Linked DNA regions of Mus musculus: region 1 is linked to region 2. A link is a contact called in ENCODE Hi-C or POLR2A ChIA-PET data. All regions are on one chromosome and are shown on one strand. Each heading gives the region's core, a stretch centred on a gene start or an enhancer-like site at or near the end of the contact. The rest is flanking DNA. Distances are from core to core; before and after follow the strand shown. Region 1 holds the start of Nkx2-5 (NK2 homeobox 5). Region 2 overlaps Bnip1 (BCL2/adenovirus E1B interacting protein 1).

Region 1 (6,095 bases), core at 2,042-4,541, 47 kb after region 2:
CGTCGGTAAAAGAGCTGTGGCGTTAAGCAGACGACTTAGGGTGCTGCTCTCCCCTCAACGCCCAGCAACAGTGAATCAAGTTGGCCTGAGGATGGGCGCTCTAGGATCAGCTTTTACTCCTTCTCTGGTGCGAGAAGACGCTGAACTTCCTTCTACACCCATTAGCTCACAAGCAAGTCATAAAACCCCTCACGCCCTCCGCGGGTAACCTTGGAAAAAAAAAAAAGGCCGCCCTCGGGGGGGGGGGGGGGAACGGAGGACTTCAGAAAACACCTAACGAGGGGTGCGGGGTGCCTCAGCTTTTATGAGTGCAGGTTCTATTAATGTGAACTATGCCTGTGACCTGGAGGGGCCTCTGCGCTCGCTCAGAAATCCTAAAAGAAGCCCGCGTGCGTTAGCGCACTCACTTTAATGGGAAGAGGGTTCTCATTTCTTACAACAGGTAAAAACATAAATACGGGTGGGTGGGCGACGGCAAGACAACCAGGGCCCGGGCGCCCGGCCCAGGCTCCCGGTCCTAGTGTGGAATCCGTCGAAAGTGCCCGTGACCCTGGAAGGGCTCTGCCAGGTCCGAGACACCAGGCTACGTCAATAAAGTGGGATGGATCGGAGAAAGGTCCCAGGCCTGCGCGAGGGTGGGTGTGAAATCTGAGGGACAGGGCATAGTGGGAGCTTTCCCATCCCCGGAGTCATCGCCCTTCTCCTAAAGGTGGGAGTCGTTCCGGGGCGCCCCAAACGGGCTCTTTCCCTACCAGGCTCGGATGCCGTGCAGCGTGGAGACGCCCGAATTGCCCTGCGGCATCCCGGGACTCTGCACGGTGTTCAAGTCCCCGACGCCAAAGTTCACGAAGTTGCTGTTGGCGGAGGCGGCGGGGGGCTGCGCGGCGGGGGGCGCAGCGGGGTAGGCGGCGCAGCTGTAGCCGGGACTGCAGGCCGCGCCGCCGTAGCTGGGGTAGGGGTAGGCGTTGTAGCCATAGGCATTGAGACCCACGCCGTAGGCGGGAGCGTAGGCCGCGGGGTCCCCCAGGCAGGGCTTCCCGTCGCGCACCAGCACGGGCACCGCGATCCTGCGCGCGGGCGGCGGCGGCGGCCCCAGAAGCTCCAGAGTCTGGTCCTGCCGCTGTCGCTTGCACTTGTAGCGACGGTTCTGGAACCAGATCTTGACCTGCGTGGACGTGAGCTTCAGCACGCTGGCCAGCTGGTCGCGCTCTGGCGCCGACAGGTACCGCTGTTGCTTGAAGCGCCGCTCCAGCTCGTAGACCTGCGCCTGCGAGAAGAGCACGCGTGGCTTCCGTCGCCGCCGTGCGCGTGGTCTCTCGGCGCCATCCGTCTCGGCTTTGTCCAGCTCCACTGCCTTCTGCAGCGCGCACAGCTCTGAAGGGGAAGAGAGGCAGAGAGGTGGCGGGTTAGAGCGGCGGGCCGGGGACCTCAGGGCCCTTGTAGGGGTGGCAGGGAGTATCACTCTGGTCCTATGCCGGACACCCAGCTCCGCTTAAGCTAATCGCCGAGTGCACGGGCTCGCTCGGTTCGATGTTGGCGCAATTGCGCATCTGGGAAATGCCTAAGTGGCTTGGACAAAACAAAACAAGAGAAATCTCGGGCGCCCTATCCCAGACCTCTTCCCCGGATAGTTAGCGTTCTCTTAACAGTCTGGGATTTAGCTTTAGCTTTTCTGGCTGCAAAGAAAATAAAGTCATGAGGATGCTCGGAGTGAATTACATTAGGAATACTCCGGTTTGTCCCTCGGGTGGTCAGCTGATGTTGGCATGGCTTCTGGACTTCCCAGTACCCGGAGGAGGACAGAGGCCTCTACACCAGCCCTGCGGGATTCCGGTTGGTAGCAATAAGTTCTAATCCTCCTCCAGTCCTTCTCCAATGTTCCTGGACCTTCTCTCTGCTCCCAGGGAAAACCTAGGAACGTCCTCTAACTCGCAGAAACCATTGGGCCTCTCTGGCTTTACTCAGCACAGGATCTGGGCCTGGGACTTCCCTGCTCCTTCTGTGAGCTGGCCAGGAGCCCCTCTCCCTACTCTGAGATATTTGGTATTCGGCCACCTTCGGAAGCCTGCTCTTCACTTCTCAGTGTCTTTATTCGTTCCGTATTTCCCAACAGTTCCCAGAAAGGAATTTCTGCCTGATCCTGCCTGGAGATTGTACTAGAAAAACAAAGCCAACCCCAGCTCCTGGGATCCGCAGCATCGCATCTCAAAATCACAACCCGGTCCCCAGACTCCTCTCTTTTGGCACAAAGGAGGCAAGGCCCAGAAAGGCAGGGTGGGCTACACAAGGCCCAGGATACACGGGGCTAAGCTTTCGGTTTAGCAGTTCTCAGTGTCTCAAAGTACCCCCAAATCTGGAAGAGATTTTAACTCTCCAGTACGAAGATTTGTTCTAACGCGGATTGTTAGATAGCTTAACTTTGTAACAGATCCAAGAACAAGGCCCTAACCTACTGGGGTTTTGTAGGCCGAAAACAACATTTTAATCTTCTCTCTCTCTCTCTCTCTCTCTCTCACTCTCACTCTCTCACTCTCTCCCTCTCTCTCTCTCCCTTCTTTTTTCCTGACCCTCTAAATTCGGCGTTCCCTCTAAACTTCGGACTGACTGCGGGACAGCCTGGAATCTTATACTCCAAACTCCCCGCGCCCAGCCTTCACCCCGGACTGAGCTACTGTCAGGCCTGGGTTTCTTGGCTCAGGGTTTTGGACATGAAAGCGATTCCAGAAGGGAAGAGCTTGAGGTTCTCCTTACCTTTTTTATCCGCCCGAGGGTCTTTGGCTGGGTCAGGGTCACCGTAGGCTCCCGGGTAAAATGTGGGGGCGGCTGGGAAAGCAGGAGAGCACTTGGGGGGCGAAGGCGCGGGGCCCATCTCCGCGCGCAGCTCTGCCAGGCCGGACGCTGCCGCCTCGGGGCCAGAGTAGGCCTCGGGCTTGAAGGCGGCCAGCATGCAGGAGGCAGGGGCCAGGGTGGCCTCGAGGCGCGCAGACAGGTCCCCAGACGCCAGGCTACGCTGCTGCTGCTCCAGGTTCAGGATGTCTTTGACTGAGAAAGGCGTGGGTGTGAGCGCAGGGCTGGGGAACATGGTGGCGACGCAGGTTTCACAGCGCCAGGTGGGTAGCAGAGAGTGGTGCTGCCCACCCCTGGGGACAGCCTCCCCGCATGGTGCCCGCCGCCCGCCCGCGCACCCGCCTCTCTGCCCTGGATGTGGCGCGCGGCAGCAGGTAGCGCGGAGCACCAGGGGCAGAAGAGGCGGGAGCAGGCTGGAGTAGGGGGGATTCAGCCTGCCATTGGGCCAGGGGCCTGGATGACAGGAGCGACGGGCAGTTCTGCGTCACCTAATATAGACATAGGGATGGGAAAAAAAAATCCTGCTCAGCTTTTTTTAAAGGGGCCGCGACACATTTGGGATAGTCTCCCACTCCTGCAAGGAGATTGCTCCTCGTTAGCCTGAAAATCCCAGCCAGACACACTCAAAGAAAATACCTGATTCTGTTATGCTGAGTCTAAACGCAGGGTTGGGGGTGGGTCGAGGATTTGAATAAATATTCTTTGCACTGTGTCCTGTATCACTAAATGGGCTGGTGAGGATGGATTGAAAGCCAGAAGAGGGGGGTTATTTTCAGGGATCAAGACTATGACTACAATATTGTTTACTGAAGTCTGCCTAAGAGTAGCCTGCATAGAAAGAGAATCACAGAGAAGACAGTTGTTCTGGGACGAACACTGAGTTTAACACATGAGTTTAAGAATTGGATTGGGGAGCGGTAGTTAATTTGACCTACAGGACCAAATTCAACCCAGGAACCCAGAGGGGCCCCAAGGGGTTCTGAGCTGAATGGAAAGGTGAAGTGGCTAATTGTGGGGTGGGAGTGGCCACCTGCTTCAGACTAAGCGGTGGGGCCAGGCACCTCTCCAGAGAGAAGGAAGCATTGTTGGGGAATTGACTCTTCCTGGAGGAGAGCTGCCTTCTGGGTTGTCTGCCTGGATTCTCCTGAAGCCCAAGCTGCTTCATTTTTCACCCTCCTAGGCCACCACAAAAGTCCCAGACCCTTTCTAGCCCGATCCTCCAGGGCCTTCCTGGGCTTCTACTCCACGGGGCAGAGGACAGATCAGGCAGGTGGAGGGACATTTTCAGTCCAGTGCTGCTTCTGTCTGAAAACTGTCAGGGTTTAAGGAACCCAGGTTCTGTACTAAGACAACTGTCTGGATCTAAGGAACACTTGGGCCCTCCCAGACCCAACAGAGTGGGACTTTTTCCTGCTGTAATCTCAAAAAGAGAAGGCACATCGATTCCAGGCAAAACCTCCCCCACCGAAGGTATATGGTAAGGCTAACCTCTGGGAGAGCTTGGGCTCACCACACCGATTTGCAAAGGGGATGTGCCCTTGAAAATTCATGTGGTGAGGGTCCATCACCTGTTTTCGGATATAAGGATTCCCAGAGTGAACAGATCTGTGAGTCAGAAGGCACACAGATATGAAGGACGAGTTGGCCACCAGAGGAGAGGCTTTTGGAATAGAAACGGAGTGTGAGTGTAGGGTCAAAGGTTAGCTAAACAAGTCACTCTTAAGTCATGAACCCAAAGTCCAGAGATCAAAACTTTTGTGAGTGCAGAGTGTGAACTGTCCCTCCTGGCAGGGCAGTGTGGGCCATTGGGCGCTGGCAACCATCTGGGCCATAGTGAAGCCAGCAAAGGCCTGATTTGTGTTCCTTCCTGCTTTTCCTCAAACCCAAACTCCCAAGGCCTTGGGTTGTCTTCAACTAAGGGAGAAGGAGACCCAGCTCCAGGCAGACTGTGAAGCCCAATTCCAGGCTCCAGTGGTCAGCACCAGACTTGGGAGCCATAGTGAGATCTCAACCCAGGGACCACAGAGCATCCTAAAGCTGGTGCTCTTTGTCTTCCGCTGTGTCCCTCTCCAAGCAGTCCAAAGCCTTTGCCTTTTTTCGCTTTTGTTGTTTTGTTTTGTTTTGTTTTGTTTTGTTTTGTTTTCCTCCCTTGCCACAATTTCTGGTTACATTACAGTTACTGTTCTGAGCCAACCTAGCTTGGGACCCTCCCGAGATTGAAGATTGGTTTGTGTGGGTTGGACGGATGTCTATCACCCAGGCGGTGACGTCTGGCAAACGAGCCACATCCGATTCAATTAAATGTCTTGCTGAAAACAGCTTCGGGCGAGGGTCCTGGGAGTCCTGTTAAGTGAATCGGCTGGCCCTGCGGATCGCGATGACAGTTTGAAAGATTAGTGTGAGCTGACGCCTGAAATATTACCGTTTAATTGGGGGAGCTATATTGGGGGCCGCATCCGGGATCCCTGTTTTAAGTCTTTTTTAAAAAATAGTTTTGAGAGGGGACGTTTCCTTTGCAAATCAATGTGGTGAGGATTTATCACTTTTTTCGGATATAAGGGCTTCCAGAGTTGACAAATCTGTGGGTCAGGTGTCAAGAAAAAGGAAGAAAACTCTTCTAATTTGAACAAAATCAGTGACTTTCCCACCCCTACAACCTTGGTGAAAAGGCCCTGGCCTTTCTCTTCGGGGAGGAAACAGGACAGAGTGAGACAAATAGGCAGAACAGAATTGGGGTGACCTGTGGGGGTTTCTTTAGAGAGCTGTCCAAAGCACTTTCCAACGTGGCTTCTGTCCTGGCTGTCTTCAAATCAATACCAAAGGACATATATATTGCAGTGTGTGTCTGTGTGTGTCTGTGTGTTTGTGTCTGTGTTACAATGGCTGGGAAGGGGCGCATCTTTCTCCCCAAGGGTTTTTGGCTCAACCTGCCTTGTGCTCTGAAAGGCACAACCTTCAGTTGAAAGGGACAGAGACAAAGGAGACTGGTGGAGACAGAGAAAACTCTGTGGAGTGATTTCTTTGCCTTTTAAAGACTTGGTGCTTTAGGATTAGTCAAATTCCGGGGTAGCTCCAGCGCATCCTGCGTAAATAAATTATTATTGATTGAAAAGCGATCAGCCCGGCCCGAGCGCCCCCCCTTTCCTGCAATCAGCCGCGAAAAGTATATATGATTAATTGAAAGATAAGCTGCAACTATCACCCGGAATGTCATTAATGCGCCGGGGAGACGTCCATTGGAGACAGGC
Region 2 (5,761 bases), core at 1,440-3,939:
GGGCTGCCAAACTGGACTTCCCCTCTCCCTCGGGGGCTCGGTGAACCTAACAGAGGGAAACACAGCAGCCCAGCCTCCTGCCAGAGGGCTTGGCAAGGGTGTGTGGAATAGAGGAGCCGGGAACCTTCAGGATGGAGGCACTCCAGCTCCCCCGGCTTCCAAGGACTGCGGCTGCCATAGAGAGCACATTAACGCCGGGACTTGGTGTACCTCCTCTCACCATGTCCAGAGGCCTGAGCGCTGGGCCTGTGGAGGGAAGAGAGGAGAGGCCAGCGGGAGGGATGGCTGTTCCCTGAATAAACCTCATTTATTTAATAGAGTGGTAAATGCTTAACATTAGAAGATATCCCTTCGGTTAAGTGCATGCCTCCTCGTGTTCTGATTCCTAGGACCTGGAGTTAGATTACTCACTCGACAAGGAATTACTGTGGCAAAGGGAGGGCTCAGAGGTTAAGAACGGGCTCTGGCCGTTCTTTCAAAAGACCAGGGTTCCATTCCTAGCACCAACATGGTGGCTCACCACCACCTCAAACTCCAGTTCCAGGGACCTGATGTCCTCTGTAGGCCTGAGGCAGGCACATAGCACACTTATATATGTAAAGCAAGCACTCATGCACATACTTTTTTAATTGATTGAGGGTGAGAGAGATGACTCAGTTGTTGGAGGTACTTGCTGGTTAGCCTGACACCCCGAGTTCCCTCTGCCCCATGGGTGGAAGGGGAAAAGCAGCTCCAGGGAGCTGTGCAGCTTTGGCGTGTCTCCGCATACGCACAAAGAGAACAAAGTTAGCACGAAGAGAACAAAGTTAGCACGAAGAGAACAAAGTTAAAGAAGCAGGGAGCATCTGCTACAGGCTGATCCCTAGACATCACCAGACTTGTAAAGCTAACATGCTCTCTCCAGCATCAACAGAAGAGAGGTATCAGCAAGAGGGACTGCAGAGAGCTGCACTGGAGCAGCCCGTACCGGCATCTCCGAGTGCCCAGATGGGTCTTTCTCCCAGCAGCCTGGCATGGCCTGGGGCATTGCAGGGTACTCTGTGGCTCCCTTCTCTCTGGTCCAGACTAAGCATGACAGAGTGAGAAGCCTGTCCTGTTGACACCCAGCTGTGCCCAGTTCTGTCCATGCCCCAGGTACAGGCTCCCAGCTAGGTCAGCCCTAGAGGTTCCCTATGCTGTCAGTCTGGCTGGCATTGTCCTTGAAGTTCATAGCTTGTTCATAGCACTGGAGGCTCTGGGAGGTAGAGTGAGTGGAAGATCACAGGCCCAGAACTGGAAATGTTCAGACCTCATGGTCCTAAGCAGTTTACCTTATGTTGCTGTGATTTTCCCTGTCCACACAGTGGAAGTCAGAGTCCAAACCAGGCTGGTGTGAATGAAGGGGAAACAGGAAGTAGCTAGCGGGTGTGGCATATGTTAAGAGTCAGAGCCTTTGTCGTGAAGGGACAGGTCATCTTGGGACCAAGTGTATGCTGTTGGCTGTATACATCAGACTGATTTACTGAGTACATTGTAAGTGGAAAGGGATGTGTGTGTGTGTGTGTGTGTGTGTGATGGTGGGTGATAGAAATTCCTAGCCCAGTAGTACAGAATCCCACACATTCAAACTGAACCGTCAGTCTCCTGACTGGGAAAGCTCCTAAGGCAGTAGTAGTGGATTGCATATACAGAGAGTGTGCACTGGGCAGACCCAAGTCATTGGTTCCATCATGGCAGTATGGAACAGAACCACCTGAGATTTCTGTAGAGACGGTGTGAGACTAAAATCCCATGAACTGTTCAGTTCTGCAATTTTCCATTTTATATTTTTATCTGTGGTTGGCCACAGATAGCTAAAGCCATAAAGAGCAAAGTCACAGATAAGGTATGTATGTAAAGGAGGGCTTAACACACACACACACACACACACACCACATATATACATACACACACACCCCAAGTACACACACACCACATATATACATACCCCAAGTACACACACACACACCACACACACACACCACATATATACATATACACACACCACACCACACATACACATACCACACACACCACATATATACATACACACACCACATATATACATACACACACCACATATATACATACACACCCCAAGTACACACACACACCACATATATACATACACACCCCAAGTACACACACACCACATATATACATACACACACCCCAAGTATACACACACACACATACCACACACCACATATATACATACACACACACCCCAAGTACACACACACCACATATATACATACACACCCAAGTACACACACACCACACACACACACACACACACACACACACACTCATACATTCTTAATTCTTGACCTCCAAAGGCACTTGGAGGTGCAAACTATACACACAGATTATAGACAGATTAATCTGAGTGCAGTCGTGACGGGAAGCTCCCACTCGGATTCCAGCCTTAAGTGTGGCAGGTGGGAGCTTTCAAGCAGGGATTTGTCTTGTCTTAACATTTCTCTTTACTCTCCCCACTAATTGTCAACATCCTCACGCTGTGGAAATGTGTGGGCTCTGCGTTCCCTAGAAGTGTCCCTTTGGCCCTTTTACTTTGCCTTCTGAAACTAGAGTCTGATTTGACCTATTGAATCACCAGGACCTCATCTTGAACCTCCACCACAGCCTGACTCTCCCTCTTCAGGTTAGCTGTGCAGAAAATGGCCTTCCACACTCAGCCAGGAGGGGGCAATGTCCACACTTACTCTGCACTCCCGAAGTAATAGAGCTATCTCCAGGGACTGAAATGCTCTAAAAGCTACCTTAAAAGGAGGGAGGGTGAAAAAAAAGACAACTAAATGCACAAGACCCCTTCGTGTTTTGGTTGGGCTATGTTCCATAAGTTCCTTTAATATTCAATTAAACAACAAGGCAAGCTCATATACTACATTTTGATTGGCCAATTGGTGCAGCCTTCAAAGGGCTGTTCATTCCAGAGGTGTTTTGCTAAGCATCTAACTTATCTGTATCGACTGTATCTGAAGCTGCAGTAGTGGACAAGCTAATGTGAGCAGATGTACATGCTAAATACGTCCTCAATGTGTCAGAAAATGCAGCGAGCTTTCTGTATCTTTGGGTTCCCCATCTGCAGATTCAATCAACTTTACATTTAAAAAAAGAACAATTTTATACTGTACAGACTTTATTTGTTATGCCCTGGATAGGACAGTGTAACGAGTACTTTTCTAGCATTCGCACTACTTAGGATGCCAAGCAAGAACCCTGAGCACACAGGGCTCTGAGGCCCCTTAGTACAGGGGAAAATGGATCTGCGTGTGGAGCATCCGGGTGGAGGAAAGAGGGCAGCTTTGCAATATTAAGTGTGGTCAGGGCTGGGTGCGGTGCTGTACACCTTTAATGCTACCACTCAGGAAACAGAGGCCAGCCAGTCTGGTCTACATGCTAAGTTTCCTGCCAGGCGGGGCTGCATGGTAAAACTCAATCTGGGGGGGGGGCGGGGGGAGGGGTCAGCTGATAGAAGAGGGGCAGCCACCCAGCAAGCCTGGGGAGTCTAACCAGCTCTCAGGTAGTACCCATCTTGTTTCCCCCCACTTCTCTGTCAGCTCTCTCTCTCTCTCTCTCTCTCTCTCTCTCTCTCTCTCTCTGTTATTCATCTTCTGCACTAAATGCCCACTTAGATCAAGCTCCGTCTGCTTGGCCCTGCACAGGCTCTGAGAGCCCAGGTCCATGTACCTATAGCTTCAGTTATCTATAGGAAGTCATCTATAGGAAGAGCATCAACAGCCCCAGAGTTGTAGAACAGATGAGCCTCCTCAGGGGCTCAGACCGCAGGCACCTCTGTCTCTATGTACTGCTCCTGCCAAAACCACCTAGCCCTTCTCTAGGCTCCTTCTTCCCCAACACACTTCTTCCTGGAGCCTGTTAGGGGTAAGGATATGTCATCCCAAAATGTGAGTGTGTGAGACTGGAATAATCTACTCAGGGTAGACTTTTCTGGGGGCTGGAGACATGACTCAGTTGTTGCTCATCCAGAGGACCTGGGTTCAGTTCCCAGCACCCACATGGCACCTCACAGTTATCTGAAGTCCTCTTCTGACCTTGGTGGGCATCAGGCACATACGTACATTCAGGCCAGACACTCATACACATAAAATAAATCTTTTTTAAAACATTGCTTGTTTGAAGATGGAGGTCTATGTAGCCCTAGCTGTCCTGGAACTTGTTCTGTAGACCAGGCTGGCCTTGAAATCAGAGATCTGCCTGCCTCTGCCTCCCAAGTGCTGAATATATGCTACCATGCCTGGCACTTTTTTTTTTTAATTATTGAAAATGGACTGAAGAGATGGGTCAGCAGTTAAGAGCACTGACTACTCTTCCAGAGGTCCTGCGTTCAATTCCCAGCAACCACATGGTGGCTCACAACCATCTGTAATGGGATCCAATGCCCTTTTCTGGTGTGTCTGAAGAGAGCAACAGTGTACTTCTATACATAAGATAAATAAATAAATAATTTTTTTAAAAACTTAAAACAATATCTGGCTATATCTGTGTGGCTACTCCAGACACCTGACTCCCTGAGTGGTACTTATCTATGTTAAACAACCAAAAGTCACCATCCATTTCCAGGTCCTCCTCTTTTGGCTCCTTGTGCACCTCAGATGCTGGAGGAAGGTCAGTCACTGTCTTGGTTTGCAGGATTTTCATGTGCACATACAAACCAAGTGTGGTTTCCTCCTGTCAATCTGTTCTAACTTAGTTTATAGCCTGGCTGGAGATCCTGGAAGTAGGACAGTCATGCTCTCCTTCATCACTGTTCCTTCGCCCACTCTATCTTCTTGAAACCTTGTAGCAAACCAGGAAGCAAGACTGCATCATTGCTACTGAACCAGTCATTTTGAACCTTCACATTGCTGGCCGTAGATGACCTCTAATGCCGGGGGGTAGGGGGGGCTGGATTCTGCAATAGGATTCAATTTAAAGGTCCTTTAAGGAACAAAGATATTTTAAAAGGCTTGTTAGGGGGATTTTTCAAGACAGGGTTTCTCTGTGTAGCCCTGGCTGCCCTGGAGCTCACTCTATAGACCAGGCTGGCCTCAAACTCCTCTCTTTCTTGAGTGCTAGGACTAAAGATGTGTGCTGCCGTGCCCAGCTTGAAGAATTTTTTAAAAAATAACACAGCAATATAAATTATTTTTTTCTTCCTGGGCTAACAGTGGTCTTCCCTGAGCCAATGGTGGTCTTCCCTAGGCCTCTACTCACAGCTTTGCCCAAGCTACGCTTGAGCAAGGGCAGAATAAAAATAGCTATAGCTAATCTAAGAGATAGATGGTCTGGTGGTGCTGTCAGGGATGAAGGACTGCAGCCTGGGGCTGGGAAGTGTTATTAGACCACTGTCCCTACAGCCTCCAACAGTGGGCTCAGGCTACACGAGTCACCCGGGGACCCACAGCATTGGGTGTGGTGTTTATGTTCTTGGCTCTTTAAATGGGTCATGGTAGCATGGTCAGGGAGACCTGAGTCCTAATTGTACTCTCACTGGCCTGTGTCCCGGGGCTGTATTTGTCTGTACTTGTCCTTGTCTGTGACTAAGGCACCTCTAGACAGTAACAGTGTCTCAGAAGTCCTGGGAGGATCATAGGATGAATACAGCAGCTGCTCGTATGCCAGCTGCTCCCAAGTCACTTGTGCAGAAACTCTTATGGTCACCACCAAGCAGAAGCAAATGGCTTCGTTTCTCTTTCTCATTTTGAGTAAAATGTGC

Evidence for each region. Hi-C counts contacts between places; a loop is a spot of excess contacts on that map. ChIA-PET counts read pairs that join two places held with the same protein, here RNA polymerase II (POLR2A).
Region 1: a loop to region 2 is called in a map of heart, with 2.4 times the contacts of the local background. The contact joins the promoter of Nkx2-5 here to the enhancer-like site in region 2. A Hi-C loop is called at or near these places in 2 of 37 maps with a recorded cell type or tissue (both heart). POLR2A ChIA-PET finds 5 or more read pairs at or near these places in 1 of 5 experiments (embryonic stem cell).

The regions. Positions count from the first base shown.
Region 1 is chr17:26,838,274-26,844,368 of GRCm38, forward strand. Nkx2-5 (NK2 homeobox 5) reads right to left here and starts at 3,292. Exons shown (of 2, transcript NM_008700.2): 1 at 2,752-3,292; 2 at 392-1,374. The coding sequence starts at 3,082. The coding sequence ends at 749.
Region 2 is chr17:26,792,207-26,797,967 of GRCm38, forward strand. It overlaps Bnip1 (BCL2/adenovirus E1B interacting protein 1), which reads left to right. Exons shown (of 6, transcript NM_172149.5): 6 at 1-315. Among named protein-coding and RNA genes, the nearest start is that of Bnip1, 14 kb to the left of the region's middle. Within about 2 kb of position 2,690, at least 1 of the 3 ENCODE cell types and tissues checked has a DNase peak (open chromatin) inside an H3K27ac peak, as active enhancers do; it is heart, where a contact is called at or near this core.